Regions from separate parts of the Homo sapiens genome. Here region 1 is linked to region 2. Evidence: read pairs that join two places in POLR2A ChIA-PET (ENCODE). Cell type or tissue: CD4-positive, alpha-beta T cell. All regions are shown on one strand. Each heading gives the region's core, and the rest is flanking DNA. Links, peaks and the distances in the headings are about the cores only.

What was found. ChIA-PET counts read pairs that join two places held together with the same protein. Peaks named below come from ENCODE experiments on the same cell type or tissue, not always from the same donor. Only the 100,000 strongest peaks of a DNase experiment are listed, where the experiment ranks them.
Region 1: POLR2A ChIA-PET joins it to region 2 with 5 read pairs; 2 of 35 experiments call an interaction of 5 or more read pairs at or near these places.

What each region holds. Positions count from the first base shown.
Region 1 is chr15:73,662,410-73,670,749 of GRCh38, reverse strand. No RefSeq gene overlaps it. Among named protein-coding and RNA genes, the nearest start is that of CD276, 18 kb to the left of the region's middle. In CD4-positive, alpha-beta T cell, for the core only: no CTCF peak of the experiment used is centred there; no DNase peak of the experiment used is centred there; H3K27me3 peaks cover 890 bases.
Region 2 is chr15:73,291,578-73,299,917 of GRCh38, reverse strand. NEO1 (neogenin 1) reads right to left here. Exons shown (of 29, transcript NM_002499.4): 26 at 6,370-6,528; 27 at 1,307-1,570. It overlaps MIR12135 (microRNA 12135), which reads right to left and starts at 8; the gene lies at 1-8. In CD4-positive, alpha-beta T cell, for the core only: no CTCF peak of the experiment used is centred there; a DNase peak (open chromatin) is centred at 3,837.

The sequences.
Region 1 (8,340 bases), core at 254-8,253, 370 kb before region 2:
AGCCATGGAGCAGCCTCTCCTTCCTCTTCTACCCTTGGTTGGGATAAAAGACAAAGCAGAGTGAGGCAGCTCTTGGAAAAGAGCAGCGACTAGGGCAGAGGGTCTCTGGAAGGTGAGGCACTTCACTCTGGCTTGTCTGTGGACAGGTGGCAAATGGCGAATAGCTGCCAGAGGCTCTGCACCCTGAGGCACTCCCCTCATACCTTTGCCTAGAGGAGCCAAAGCTGGAGCCCCGTCTTTAACCTCACTCCTTCCCACGGAGTATACATTATTCACCAAGATAGCTGACACTTTTAAGGGAAGATGAACTCAGAGCCAAAACAACCACCAAATGAATGACTAGCAAAAGGGGTAGTATGGGCCGGGTGTGGTGGCTCACGCCTGTAATTCCAGCACTTTGGGAGGCCGAGGCAGGCGGATCACGAGGTCAGGAGATTCAGACCATCCTGGCTAATACGGTGAAACCCCGTCTCTACTAAAAGAATACAAAAAATTAGTGGGGCGTGGTGGCAGGCGCCTGTAGTCCCAGTTACTTGGGAGGCTGAGGCAGGAGAATGGCATGAACCTGGGAGGTGGAGCTTGCAGTGAGCCGAGGTAGCACCACTGCACTCCAGCCTGGGTGACAAAGCAAGACTCTGTCTCAAAAAAATAAAAAATTTTAAAAAGTCGTATGAACAGACTAGGCAGAAGAGGGATTTACCATAAGGACAATATACATCCTCCAAGACATAAGGGAGGACACTGTAAATATCAAGCAAGATAAGCAATGATTTAAAAATAACTAGAAATGTTGGCAATGACAACATTTAATAACCGTTACAACAAATAACTCAGTAGATGGAGTAAATAGCAGAATGTATTCAGCCAAAAAATAAATTAGAGAGTTGGAAGATCAGGCAGAAGACAATCACCAAAATCAAAAATATTGGGGCCAGGTGACTCATGCCTGTAATCCCAGCACTTTGGGAGGCTGAGGCGGGTGGATCACGCGATCAGGAGATCGAGACCATCCTGGCCAACATGGTGAAAACCCATCTACTAAAAATACAAAAATTAGCCAGGCGTGGTGGCACGTGCCTGTAGCCCCAGCTACTTGGGAGCCTGCAGAGGCAGGGGAATCACTTGAACCCGGGAAACGGAGTTTGAAGTGAGCCGAGATTGTGCCACTACACTCCAGCCTGGCAACAGAGCAAGACTCCATCTCAAAAACAAAACAAAACAAAACAAAACAAAACAAAAAACAGAAAAGGTCTAAAAATAGAAAATATAAAGAAAAGTGGGCCAGGCGTTGTGGTGGCTCACACCTGTAATCCCAGCACTTTGGGAGGCTGAGGCGGGTGGATCACCTGAGGTCAGGAGTTCAAGACCAGCCTGGACAACATGGTAAAACCCCATCTCTACTAAGAATATAAAAATTAGCTGGGCATGGTGGCGTACACCTGTAGTCCCAGCTACTCAGGGGGACTTGAACCCGGGAGGCAGAGGCTGCAGTGAGCTGAGACTGTGCCACTGCAGTCCAGCCTGGGTGACAGAGCAAGACTCTGTCTCAAAAAAAAAAAAGAAAAGTTATATGGATGATAAAAGTATAAGGGCCTACATCCATTTAACAGGAGTCTCAGAAAAAGAAATAACCAGAAAAATATTTTAAGACACAATGTCCAATTATTTCTCATAATTAAAGATGTAGGGTCTCAGATTGAACAGAGCCCTTGAAGCATGGCCAGCTTTTCCCATGGAACATTTGCCGAGTGCCTGAGGGGCATGGAAGGCTGTGGGAGGGACACAGAATAACAAAGTGAAAATTTCCACCCTCACAGTAATTAGGAGACAACAATCTGTAGAGGAAGGGGGACTTGTGTCAAACGCACAGCTGGTCCCGCTCTCCTATTTGCCAAAATTGAAGTCGTGTTAAGTGGGAAGCTAAAGAGCCAAGCTCAAACCTCTAAGAGGCATAAATGAATGTTCCGTCGTGTGATATGTCTGAGGAGGTAGACTTGACAAGCTCTCCATCAAACCAGAGACTGAGTCTAGCAGAACTACAATTCAACCTCAATCTAGTTTATTCTCTGATCATATTGTTGTGATTGGCCTCTTACCTTACCTGCCTAATAAGAAAAGGGTAAAACGTGCCGGGCACAGTGGCTTATGCCTGTAATCCCAGCACTTTGGGAGGCCGAGGTGGGTAGATCACCAGGTCAGGAGATCGAGACCATCCTGGCTAACACAGTGAAACCCCGTCTCTACCAAAAACACAAAAAATTAGCCAGGCGTGGTGGCATGTGCCTGTAACCCCAGCTACTTGGGAGGCTGAGGCAGGAGAATCGCTTGAACCCAGGAGGCAGAGGTTGCAGTGAGCTGAGATCGTGTCACTGCACTCCAGCCTGGGCGACAGAGCGAGACTCCATCTCAAAAAAAAAAAAAAAATGTATAAGTTGTGTGAAAAGGCAGAAAAATATAACCTCACTTTCTCAGGAGATGAAAAGATAATAAAGACCCACAGATGACTCAGATATTGTAGGGCAGAAAAAACATTTTAAATAACTATTACAAATATGTTTAAATATGATAATTGAAAATGCAACAAAATAGTTAAAAAGAAAACTTTGTCAGAGAATTGTAATCTATAAATATAGCAAATGGACTTTCTGGAACTGCAAAATACAGTATCTGAAAATAAAAATTCTTTGGATGGATTTAACATTAGACAGGATTAGTGAACTCAAAAGTTCATGCTTGAATATAAATTATGCAAACTGAAGCCCACAGAGAAAAAAAGGATGGAAATAACAGAGCACATCAGACATACAAGAAACAATCAAAAGTTTGAATATATGTGTAAATGGAGTCCCAAACAGAGGAGAGAAAGAATAAGACAGCAGCAAAAGTGGAAGAGCTAATGATCAAGAACCCTCCCAAACTGATCGAAGACATCAATGTACAGATTCAAGATGCTGGGTCAAACCCAAGCAAGATAATTACAAAGAAAACCACACCTAAGCACTTCCTTGTCAATAAGCCAAACACCAAAGCTAAAAGGCAAATCTTAAAAGCAACTAGAGAATAAAGACACATGACTTTCAAAGAAGAAAAAGTAAGATTTGATGATTTTGCATCAAAAACTTTAGAAGCTGGAAGGATATTGAATGACATCTTTAAGATGCTCAAAGAAAAAAACTGCAAATATTCTATATCTAGCAAAAATACCCTTCAAAATATGAGGGCAAAATGAAGATACTTTCAGACAAACAAAACTGCAATAAAGATAATGGGCTATTAGTGAAAGGATAGTCAAATAAACTACTGGAATCAAATAGAGAGTCACAGAAACAGACTTATACACATAAAATCAAATGATTTTTAATAAAAGTATCAAAACAATTCGATGGGGAAAGGAAAATATCCTTAACCAATGGTGCTTAGAGAATTGAATATCCGTATAGGAAATAAAGGACATCAACCGTTGTCTCACACTATACACAAAATCCAACTTGATGGATCACAGACCTAAACATAAGAGCTAAAATAATAATGAAGCTACTAGAACTGCTAGAAGAATATCTTTGTGATCTCAGAGTAAGCAGTTAATTCTTAAGGAGGATCCAGAAAGCATAAATCATAAAAGAAAAGATTAATAAGTTAGACTTCATCAAAATTTAAAACTTCTCTTCATCAGAAACCACCATCAAGAAAATAAACAAGAAAGCTGCCAAGAGAAAATATTCACAACACATATATCTAATGAAGATTCTTGCATCCATAAAATATAAAGAATTCTTGCAACCCAGTAATTTAAAAAAAAAAACCACAATTTTTAAATGGGCAAAAACTCAGACATTTTATAAAAGAAGATATACAAATGGCCAATAGGTAGATGGAAAAAGTGCTTAAAATCATTATTCATCAAGGAAATGCAAATAAAACAACAATTAGGCACCACTACATACTTGATAGAATGGTTAAAATGAAAAAGATTTATAACACTAAATGCTGGAGAAGATGTAGAGCAATTAGAACTCTCATACATTGCTGGTAGGAGTGTGAGATGAAATAATTGCTTTGGAAAACTGAGGTAGGAGGTGGGACTCAACTCCGAAGGCAGAGCTCAGACACCAGCCCAAATTGAGGAGTAGCTAAAAGAGAATGGAAGCAGCTTTCCATAAGACATGCGCACCAGTGTGCCATGTCAGCTTACCATTGCCATGACAACTACCCAACGACCCAGAAGTTACCACCCTTTTTCTAGAAATTTCTGCATACTCTGCCCCTTAATTTGCATGTAATTAAAAGTGGGTCTAAATATGACCACAGAACGGCCTCTGAGCTGCTACTCTGGGCACACTGCCTGTGGGGTAGCCCTGATCTGCAAGAAGCAGTACCTCTGCCGCTGCTGTGCACTGCTGCTTCAATAAAAGTTGCGAATACCACCAGCTCAACCTTGAATTCTTTCCTGGGCGAAGCCTCAAACCCTCCTGGGCTAAGCCCCAATTTGAGGCTTTGCCCACACTACATCAAAACTAATGGTTTCTTAAAAAGTTGGCCAGGCCGTGGTGGCCATGCCTGTAATCCCAGCACATTGGGAGGCTGAGGCAGGCGGATCACCTGGGGTCAGGAGTCCGAGACCAACCTGGCCAATGTGGTGAAACCCCTTCTGTACTAAAAACATGAAAATTAGCTGGGCATGGTGGCATGTGCCTGTAATTCCAGCTACTTGGGAACCCGAGGCAGGAGAATTGTTTGAACCCTGGAGGCAGAGGTTGCAGCAAGCCAAGACTGCACCACTGCTCTCCAGCCTGGTAACATGGCAAGAGTCCATCTCAAAAAAAAAAAAAAAAAAAACAAAAAGAAAGAAAGAAAAAAAGTTAAATATACATCTACACTATGACCCAACATTTCCATTCCTAGAGAGATAAGAGCATATGTCCACAAAAAAGCTTTGTATAATAATGTTCATAGCAGCTTTATTCATAATAGTACTGAAGTAGAAACAATCCAGATGCTCATCCAAAGGAGAAGGAACAAACAGTGGTGTATTCATACAATGAAATACTACTAAGCGATGAAAAGGAACAAACTGCTGATGCAAGTAACAACAGGGATGGTTCTCAAAAATACTATGCTGATGGAAAACAACCAGGCACATCAAAGTACATTCTGCTGTAATTCCATTTACATGAAACTCTAGAAAGGCAAAACTAACGTAATAATGATAGAAATGAGGGTGGTGGTTGCTTCTGGAGGGCAGAAAGATTAACTGTAAAGGAGCACTGGGGACTTTCTGAGGTAAAGAAGATGCTCTGTGTCCACCAAACTGAGTACAGAGTTTACTGAAGATCTATGAATTTCACTGCATGGAACTTATACCTCAATAAAAAATGCCATGCTTGATGAAGGCACAAAGCCTTGAAAGTTACAGATGAGGCAAGGATGGACAATATCCCCACCCCTAGTCAATGTGGACACTGAAGTAAGACAATAAGAAATGAAGATTTAAGATTTGAAAAGAAGAGACAAAGCTGTCATTATATTCAGGTGACAGATGTGATCATATGCATAGAAAACTCAACAGAACATCATTTAAAAAAAATAAGCACAGTTGCAATCTTTTAAAATATTTGAAAATAAGTAGCATTCCTCTACATCAGATATTACCAAGTAGAAAATATAATATAAACTGAGATACCATTCGCAGCAGCAAAAAAAAAAATCCCATCTATACTATATAGCATTGAAAGATAAACATAGGCACGACCACCAGGTGCAGTGGCTCATGCCTGTAATCCCAGCACATTGGGAGGCTGAGGTGGGGGGATCACTTGAGGTCAGGAGTTCAAGACCAGCCTGGCCAACATGGTAAAACCCCATCTCTACTAAAAGTACAAAAATTAGCCAGGTGTGGTGGCACAAGCCTGCAGGTCCCAGCTACTCGGGAGACTGAGGCATGAGAATCACATGAGCCTGGGAGGCAGAGTTTGCAGTGAGCCAAGATCATGCCATTGCACTCCAGCCAGGGTAACAGAGCAAGACTCTGTCTCAAAAAATAAATAAATAAATAAATAAAAGAAAAGAAAAGATAAACTTAGACACCTTAAAATCTTAATGAGTTTATTTGAGCATTCTGCGATTCATCAGTCAACACCAGACTATAAGCAGGTCAGTGCTCTACTGAGAAGATACAAAGGAGAAATTTTATAAGGTGCTCATGAAAGCAAGACAAAGAAAATATTTAATTGGTTAAAGTTGGAAAGTCCGTTAGAAGTTTAGCTAACAGTTTCTGATTGGTTTAGCCTAAGTTTCATTTTACAGTTTACAGTGAGTTGGGGTTTGGTTTCTCTGGTAAGAACCTCATGCATTAGAGGGTCTCATCCTAATGACATCCCAATTATCTATTTTAACAATATAAATAAGCCTATCAAAGAATATACAAGAAAAGTTTTAAAACTCTAATAAAATACATAAAGACTAGAAAAAATGGAAAGACATGTCATGTTAGAGAATGGAACATTTGGGGTGGGCACGGTGGCTCACGCCTGTAATCCCAGCACTTTGGGAAGCTGAACGGGGGCAGATCACTTGAGGTCAGGAGTGACCAGCCTGGCCAATATAGTGAAACACTATCTCTACTAAAAATACAAAAATTAGCTGGGTGTGGTAGCAGGCACCTGTAGTCCTACTTGGGAGGCCAAAGCATGAGAATTGCTTGAACCCAGGAGGCGGAGGTTGCAATGAGCCGAGATCGCGCCATTGCACTCCAGCCTGGGTGACAGAGCAAGACTCCATCTCAAAAAAAACTAAGAATGGGCCAGGCATGGTGGTTTATGCCTGTAATCCCAGCACTTTGGGAGGCTGAGGTGGGCAGATCACAAGGTCAGGAGATCAAGACCATCCTGGCCAACTTGGTGAAACCCTGTCTCTACTAAAAATACAAAAATTAGCCAGGTGTGGTGGCACACACCTGTAGTCCCAGCTACTTGGGAGGCTGAGGCAGGAGAATCACTTGAACCTGGGAGGCGGAGGTTGCAGTGAGCCGAGATCACGCCACTGCACTCCAGCCTGGGCAACAGAACAAGACTCCATCTCAAAAAAAAAAAAAAGAATGGAAAATTTTAACATCACAAAGACGTTAATTGTCTTTCAAAATCATCTATACATTTAGTACAATTTATATCAAAAGGTTTTAGCAACTTAAAATATTCTGAAATACATAGGGAAGAATAGAAATTCACAGATAATTAAGACAACTGTGAAGAAGAGCAGAGATTCTCTACAAAGCAAAGATATTGATAGCGACAGGAGGCAGAGAAATTCTGCCTGAACCTGCAGCCCAAAATGAAAACTTACATCCCTGTTTTCCTGCTTGAATATTGCCTTTTCAAAAACCACCCATGGCCCACACTGTCCCCCATCCTGTGCACATAAAAACTCCAGGCTCAGCCAGTAGAGAGAGGAGAAGCAGTTGAATGTCAGAGACTACAGCTGGAAGTCAGAGAGAAGCAGCTTGACTTCAGAGGGACAGCTTGACAGTGTAGCTTCAGAGAGGAGTCCAGCCAAGGACAGCTGGACTTCAATGGAAGATTACCTTCCCACTTTGTCTCCTTTTCAGCTCCCCTACCCACTGAGAGCCACTTTCATTGGCAATAAAATTCCCCGCATTTACCACCTTCAATTCAATTCATTTGTGCAACGTCATTCCTCCTGTATGCCAGACGAGAACTCGGGTGCCTCAAGTGTGGGTGCAAAAGGCTGCCACACTGACCCTCCACTGAGCTGTTAACTCTTAAGCAGTCCACAGATGGCAAAGCTAAAAGGGCACTGTAACTCTCCTTCTGGGGCTTCAGAGGTTGCAGGGACGACCCCCAGTCACTGCTACAGGGCCCACATGGAGTTTTGCTCCTATCAGCACCCAAAAGCACTCACCCTGGCTCCTGCACCTGCTCACATGTGCTCCCCTTCCTACGAGCGGTGGAGCACTGCGGGCTGAGTAAGTGAAACACCCCTTTCGCAAGGCCTGGGAAGGGGTCATGAAAATATCCTGTTTCAATATTCTACAAAAATATAGTACTATACTAGAAAGAATTGGAACAAACATATAGACTAGTGGGACAAAAACAGATTTCATAAATTTGAAATATAAAAATGGAACCATAAATCAGTGGAGAAATTATTAATTTTATAGTTGATGGTATTAAGAATATTCGCTCCTTTTATGGATTAAAAGAAAAGATCCCTACTTCACACCTTAAGAAAAAGGTGAACTCTAGCTGTATTAAAATTTAGATATGGAAAGTAAAATACATAGTTAATAGGAGAAAGTATATAATTACATATTGTGGCTTTGGGATG
Region 2 (8,340 bases), core at 45-8,044:
TATCCACAATTATCTGAAAAGGTTATAAAAATACTCTTCCCTTTTCCAATTACATATCTGTTAGGCCAGATTTTCTTCTTATATTTCAACCAAAACACCATATTGCAACAGATTGAATGCAGAAGCAGATAGGAAAATCCAGCTGTCTTCTATTAAGCCAGACATTAAAGAGATCTGCAAAAAATAAAACGACTCTTCTCACTATATTTTTGTTTTGAAAATAGTTGCTTTTCGGCTGGGCGCAGTGGCTCACGCCTATATTCCCAGCACTTTGGGAGGCCGAGGTGGGCGGATCACGAGGTCAGGAGATCAAGACCATCCTGGCTAATGTGGTGAAACCCCGTCTCTACTAAATACACAAAAAATTAGCTGCGCATGGTGGTGGGCACCTGTAGTCCCAGCTGCTTGGGAGGCTAAGGCAGGAGAATGGCGTGAACCCGGGAGTCGGAGCTTGCAGTGAGCCGAGATTGCCCCACTGTACTCCAGCCTGGGTGACAGAGCGAGACTCCATCCCAAATAAAAAAAAAAAAAGGAAAATAGTTGTTTTTCATAAAAATATGCTACTTATCTTAACATGATAGATACTTGCTTTTTTAAATGAATAAAATACTTTAAAAATTTCTTAGTTTTAATTTTAATATGGTAAATATTGATAGATATAACCCATATGAAGAAAAGCTCTTTTAGGTGCTCAATAGCTTTTAAGCTATAAAGGGATACTGAGACCAGAAATTTTGAAAACCACTGGCTTATTCTAAAGCAAATGAATAGGTAACAATTTGGAAGAGCAGAAAGCAAGCATGCCTTTGAGGTCAGGGGACTGTTACTGAGCTGTGTGGATTTGGGTAAATGACTTTCCCTTCACAGGATTCCTTTCCCTATTCTGAGGTTACTTCTGCTTTCACCACCCTATGAGTCCAAGCCTTGGCCTCCCTGATCCCTTCTCTAGTTTGCAGGGACCTTACGAAGTGAGGTGATTCCAGGGGTCTGGGCAGACTAGATCTGCTATCCATTCCCATGCCATTGGACTTACCACCAAAGGTGCTGCACATAAAACACAATTCAAAAGGTCAGCCCTTGGTTCCCAGCAAATTATTCTCCGGTTTGTAAGTGTTCCCAGAAAAGGGGAGGCCATAAACTTCCTGGGCGGGGCAATGGCACACTGCTACGCTAACAGAATTGCTAAGATAGGCTTGGAGGATATTTGCTTTGCTATACTTCAAAGAAGGGGTGGCTTTGTCCCAAGCTTGAGCCAAAGGGTCACTCCAGGTGTGCTCCCTCCAGGTGTGCTGCCATCCTCACTCACCTTGCTGGGACAGTAATGGTGTGCTTGGCAATGCAGGATCATAGGTGGGAGGTCCTGGAGGCGGGATTGCTGGCACGGCGAAGCTCTTCAATGGGTGGGAAGGGCGAACATGGGCAGTGGGAAGACTCTGGCCTGAATCTTCCTCTTGGGAGCTGGCCAAGTAAGAGGAGCTGGTAGCACCTTCAGGGTCCTGGTGATCAGTGCAGCATGTTTGAGACGAAGAGGCTGGCATGGTGTCAGTGCTGGGGGTATTTCGAACGGATTCTACAGCAGGAAAGTCTAAATGTTAGCATTTCTTTTGCCATTAAATATGTGACAGTCCCACAGTTTGGCTACTTCTAGGGGTTCCCTAAACCAGCTCAATAGCACTTGCGATCAGTGCTAGTCCAAGAGAACATGGATTAGCACCACTGCCAGGGATAAGAATGGAGTCTCGAACAATTTTGTACTCAACCAGCTATTCCAGTTTTTCACCTCACAGCTAAGTGGTCACAATTTTGTAGATTTAAAGTTCTCCTCATTATTTATTATGAAGCACTTGTAAAGGTTCCTGAGATGACTAAGATATTAAGATATAAATAAGTATAAAAGAAAATTAAAAACTTCACTCACTGGAATCTTAGACAGTGGCCTTTCATAGACAACCATGGCTAACCACCAAGGCTGGCCGGGTACCTGACAGTAGCCAGCTCTGCTGACAAGGCCTGGCGGTCACTGCAGGAGAGGCCAATGCCACAGGCCTTCGTGCCTCCAGGGACTGTGCATGGCCTCATCACAGCAAAAAACCCATAGCTCAAGTGAGAATTGGACAACAAACAGAGCAGCCCAGAGGTCTGCACACAGCTTTCAGATCACACCAAATGAAGGGCATTTTTGATTCAGAGAAGGAAATGGGGGTAGATTAGCCTGGAGAAGGGAAGGCTCAGGAAGAACATGATAACAATCTCAAAATATAAGAAGGGGCAGAGTTGTTCTGGAAGGCAGCACAGCAGGGTAGAAAAGCACGGACTCTGGAGTCAGACAGACCTGGACTCCAATCTTTGTGTACTAGCTGGGTGAATTTGACAAAGTCACTGAATATCTCTGAGTCTCAGTTTCTTCATCTACAAAAGAGGGAGAATAACACATAATTCTTTGAGGATTGAATGAGATGTATGAAAAGTGCTGAACACGGTGCTTGAATATCTATCTATTAAGATTCTTTTCTTTGTAAATTACTGGGTGCTTACTTTAAGCCAAGCACTATGCCAGCTGCTTTACATTCATTAGTTCACTAGATCCTCAAAGTAACTCAGAAGGCACTGGGAGGTTAAGCAAATTGCCCATTTGCACAGTTAAGAACTAGCAGGGTGGAATCTGAATCCCTGCCTTCCGACTTCCACACACATGCTCTGGACCACCACACACCTTTCCACACCCAGACTACCACTTGCCCCCACCCTGTGGGGCAGAAGCAGCACCAAGGCCCGGGGAGACCACATAAGGAAGACCCTTCCAACAGCATGAGCTGGTGACCAGCTTCCCCACCTGTGAGGAGAGGGATGGGGACACAGCTCAGGGCAATGGACTGTACCAGGTGGCCTGAAGGCCTCTTCTGACTTCTGGAGTCCTCAACCTTAACAAGTACAGTAGTCCCCCTTATCCATGCTTTTGCTTTCAATGATTTCAATTATCTGTGGCCAACTGCTGTCCAAAAATTTAAATGAAAAATTCCAGAAATAAATAATTCATAAGTTTTACATTTTGCACCGTTCTGAGTAGCATGATGAAATCTTACGCCATTCCACTGGGGATGTGCCTCATCCCTTAGTCCAGCCTATCCAGACTGCGTACACTACCTGCCCTTGAGTCACTTAGTAGCTGTCTCGGTTATCAGATGGAGAAAACAGATATAAAGGGTTCAGTACTATATGCGACTTCAGGCCTCCACTGCGGGGGGAGGGGGAGGGTCTTGGAATGTATCCCCGCAGATGGGGATACTGTAAAGCATGAGCAATCTGCAGAAATCCAACACATTTCCCTGCCTTTGTTGCTGAAGTAGCAGTGAATCTGTGCCCTTGGGCTCTGAGAAGTCAGGCCACACCAGTCACGAGTGGCACCTCTGATCTTGGGTCCATGGATGAGGGACTCGTACACCCTCCCAAGTGTGCCTAACTATGTTGGCCCTACCAGGCTTAGGTCACTCCTCACCCCTTAAAGGGGTGTGCTGAGGATCTTCTTAGGCTTGCTCAAGCTAGCCATCCCCACGGCGGGGGAGCTGGTGGTCCCCCTCTGTGATCCTGGGCCAGGGAGAAGCTGGGCAGGGTAGGAGCTGGCTAGGAAGGGTAGCAGGGAGGAGGAGAGAGAACAGTAGACTCATGTCCAGGCCATGTCAGCCTGTACTGACAGATATGTTAGGTCAGCTCTGGGCAAACCGGCCTCTCCTGACTGCCTCAACGGTCTGTAACTGGATATATAAGCTTCTGAGGGCCAAAGAGATGGCGCAAAAGGTGAAAAAGGAAAATGGGGTTGCCTACATGAGTCAGCACCCAGGCCTGCTACCACAGACCAGGGCTGCCTTGCACAACTCCGGGGGCCCCAGGCACGTTGCTTTTATCATGAAGGGTGCTCCCTGACAGTGTGCAAAATCACTGGCCTGCTTAGAATCCATGCTGTAAGTAAAATTCCTGCTTTGGCAAGGGGGCTACTTCCTGACTGACTTGCCTCTTAAAGAGTTAAGACACACAGAGTTCACACTGGCCAAGTGATTGGACAAGAGGAAAGTGCTTTTCCAATGTCAAGTGGTGGTGACATAGTGAATGCTCCTTAGAGCAGAGACTGGCCCTGCTTAGCCCATATATACCAAGCTGTGGCAACACTCTGAGCTCCAGAGACACAGGAGCTTAGCAAAGTACAATCGTGAAAAAGAACTTTGATCATTTCTGGATACTTGCTCTATATTTCAAATCAGTCTTCAGTAAGTCTATCACTTTAGTTTTACCTTCTATTATCCAACTAGTCATCAAAGCATGGCCTCTCTCAGTAATGCAAATTATTCTTTCCCCCTCTCTTCACTTTCTGCCTAGGTCCGTAGAGCAGGGAATGCTTACCAATACTAGATCACAAGGGAGAGGGCTGGGTAGGAGCTGCCATGCTTCTCTCCAATCCCCAAACCCAGGAGGAAGGAGGAAGGGGCTGATTTGATTGGAAGGTGCCTGCCATCCACTCAGGCAGGACCACATCCTAGCATGTGAGATTCCTTGGCCTTAAAGATGGAGAAACAGGGTTGGGCACAAAACCTCCTTTCTAAGAGCAGGTGTGGAGGCTGCTTTCTGGTCCTCTGTTCTATTTGAGACTATGTCTGTAAGGCAGACTTTGGCTCTCCATGCAGCTGGCTGGAGTAACTGTCCATCTTGGAAACCGTCTTTCCTAAATGCAGAACTCCAAATTGGGATTTGGAGGGAGATAGTAGAAAGGCCAAATTTTTACATATATATATATATATATTTAATATTTAGTAGAGACGGGATCTTGCCTTGTTGCCCAGGCTGGTCACAAACTCATGGGCTCAAGCGATCCTCCTGCCTCAGCCACCCAAAGTGCTAGAATTACAGGCATGAGCCACACTGCTCAGCCTGGAAGGCCAAATTTAGATGTGAGTTCAAGCAGCATTCTCCAAATCAGGTAATAGCTTTGGGAGTAGCTAATGTTGGAAATTATTAGGCACCCCTTAATAAAGCTTCATTTGATGTTTTGGGTATGTTTATGATTGATGAAAACTTGAAAGAATGGGGACCGGGCGCGGTAGCTCACGCCTGTAATTTCAGCACTTTGGGAGGCCAATGCAGGCGGATCACTTGAGGTCAGGAGTTTGAGACCAGCCTGGCCAACATGGGGAAACCCTGTCTCTACTAAGAATACAAAAATCAGCTGGGTGTGGTGGTGTGTGCCTGTAATCCCAGCTACTTGGGAGGCTGAGGCAGGAGAATCGCTTGAACCCAGGAGGTGGAGGTTACAGTGAGCCGAGATCGCACCACTGCACTCCAGCCTGGGCAACAGACTGAGGCTCTGTCTCAAAAACAAACAAAGAAACCAAAGAAAAACAAAAAACTTAAAAGAATGGGGATATTACTGGAAACCCAAATTTCCAGCATAAAGTTTTGAGGTTCTTTTAAAATGGAACTCACTTGAAATTCCCTTATTCCCCAGACCAGCAAAACTCAGTTCTATCAGTAACATAATAACTATTAATAGGCAAGTTTCAAATGGTGGAAAAATAATATGTTGAATATATGGGAAGTTACTAGGCTTGCCGTTTAAAACTGAGGATGAAAATTAATTTTCAATTAATGAAGAATATTTATGCCGCTTACTGTCCTCACACCTTCACTATTTCTTTCCTCCTTAAAACTGTTTGATAATGCGGTTTCCTAAGATTTCCAAACTGGGGACATGTTTGTCTAGCAACGTATTTCTTTAAATACACTTCAGAGGTAATTTTCTGTTTCTTCAGAGAGGATCTATTCCTGTGCATCGCTTCCTAATTTTAATAATCCTGAGGTTTACATCAGGCACCCTGTGGTTTACAATACACACAACTCCTCGTGGCTGGTGGCCCCACTGCTCCTTGGATGTTGTTTGCACTTTGGTCCACGGTGGAAGTAACCTGTATGTAACAGTTAACCTTTGGACCTACCCAATGTTACAGTGACTGCCAGGCAAAGGCAACCACTAGTGTCTGAAATCACCCAGGATGAGTTTTCCTTTCAAACTAGAGGATTAAAAGAAAGAAATTGGAAAAAAGACTGAGTTAAAGTGCAAGTTTATGGAACAAGGGATGCTTATGTGATTAGAGATACTGTTTTTACTAAAAGAAAACCTTGCACTGAATGTTTAAAACTTAAGTAGAAATATGGGGTGAATTTTACAGAAACAAATTTGAGTCAGTCACAGAAATGTTATGCTAAGTTAAATAAAACAGAAAAATTCCAAATCCCTCTTCTAAGTAGGGCAAGTCCTTCCCCATTTCTGCTTGCCGACTCTTTTGGAATGGTTTCCATCTGGGCTTGATCCTCATCTCTCACCTGTGGAATTGGCCCTGTCTGAAAGGGACATGGATGTGCCAATGGGCCATGGGCTGCCCGGGTGGTAGAGATGACTGCGAGCTGGAGAAGCGAGGCTGCTGGAGTGGAAATGATGGTGAGGGTTATCGAGGGAATGGATGGGATGGGCACTAATCACAGCTGTGAATGAACACAAGACAGAGAAATGCTTAACATGCTTGCACAAACACACACAAATCACAGTTTAAGAGCAAAGTCACCCCCTTCCCACCTCCCATACAATCCAAACACTCCCTTGGTTTTTTGGTGGCAGCTGGCTAGATCTGGTCAATTAGCCATTGATTTTTACGTTGTTTTTTAAAAATGAAGATACTCTTTTGCATATGTCTACATATATATAGAAAAAAAGGAATATACACTAAAATGTTAACAGTTATTATCTTGCAGGGAAGAGTGGTCAGGATTAAAATAATATTTTTCTTTTGGCTTATCTGTATTTTCCAATTCTACTATAATAAACATGGATTACATGAGTTATTACAAGTATCTATTTGAATATGTCACAAAATATAAATCCATAAGCCAACACATAAATTTTCTATTTTGTCCTGCTAAAAGGATAGAAAGAAGTCCCTTCTTTTTCGAGTACATTCCTAATTCATTCTGCCTTTGTTAAAACTGCTGAATGAAGCATTTAATGGGTATTTAGGCCAAATAAATAAGTAGCTGTTTAATCGGCTTTCATGTCTTAAAATAAATGCAAATGGAATTGAACTCTGATGGTCCCATCTAGTACTAAAAGCATGAACCACTGGCTGATGGCACCATCTTTTACTGCTTCCAGTCTGGGGACTCAGACATACCCATCTGCATGTAAGAGAATAAATGGCTCTTTCCTTCCCACACTGGCTAAGGATTCAATTAACTGCGTTTAGCTAAAGAATCTGAAATTTCCACACAGATTTCACATACTACTTTCTATGAAGACAGAGATTCCATGTACTACTTTCTATGAGGCTTCATTATCCATCTGAGATGGAAACAGATAAAATTAGAAGCCCAGAGTCTGAGAATAAACTTTTCTGAGGAACTCCCTTGGAGTGGTTGTAGAAATGGCACGTTTAAGATCAAGATAACCAGCTCTACCCCCACCAAACAGGCAAATAGGCCAAAGCTGACTAACAATACTGGGAATCTTTTTTTCTCCAAACAAAGGCTTCATGAACTTAATAATACTACTTAATTAACACTTAGTGGCCTATTGAAATGTCTTCTGTCCCCAAGGATCTCCCTAAAGTCTTTGTGGGGCTATTCAACATTACTCTGGTGAAAAGAAATCCTGGTCAACAAAATGGGTGCCTTTACTTTCCAGCTATCCCTTGTCCTGGCCACATGCAAGCAAGCAGGTGGCATGACTGGGACCCTTGAGCACTGCTGACCCTTCCTTCCCTTCTCAAGGCCTGAGGAACAAAAAAGGGGCTTTCCCTCAGGTGCTGCTCTTGGGGACCAGAGGCTCCAGGTTGTGCCCGGGAATAAAACAACAGAGGAAAGCTGTCTGAGGAGGGCTCTTGAGGTAACTGGGGAGTCAGCAACTCTAGGGGAAGACAGGTAGTTTTTAGAAGTAGGTGCTTCAGACTCAGTGTTTTCCAGAATTCAGGCTGGGGTAGGGGGAATAAACCTGATTTTTACCTAGGAAAGTACAATTTGAAAGCATTTTAGGACTCTCACAAGGGAAAAACAAAATTGACTTTTTCCCTTTTATAAGGCATTTCCAGTCTTTCTAGGTAAGTAAATAAAAAAAAATAAAGCAGTGTGAATGTGCCTGCCTAGGATATAGTAGGAAATCAGCAGCTGTTAGCTGACTCTGAACTTGTTGCTTCAGTGCATGGCCCTGGATGGAGCCATGTCCCAGCACCAGCAAACCCTTCCTGGCACTGCTCAGTCATTTAAGACCAGGGAAGGTGGGGAGTGGGTATATGGCTCCTGCAGCAT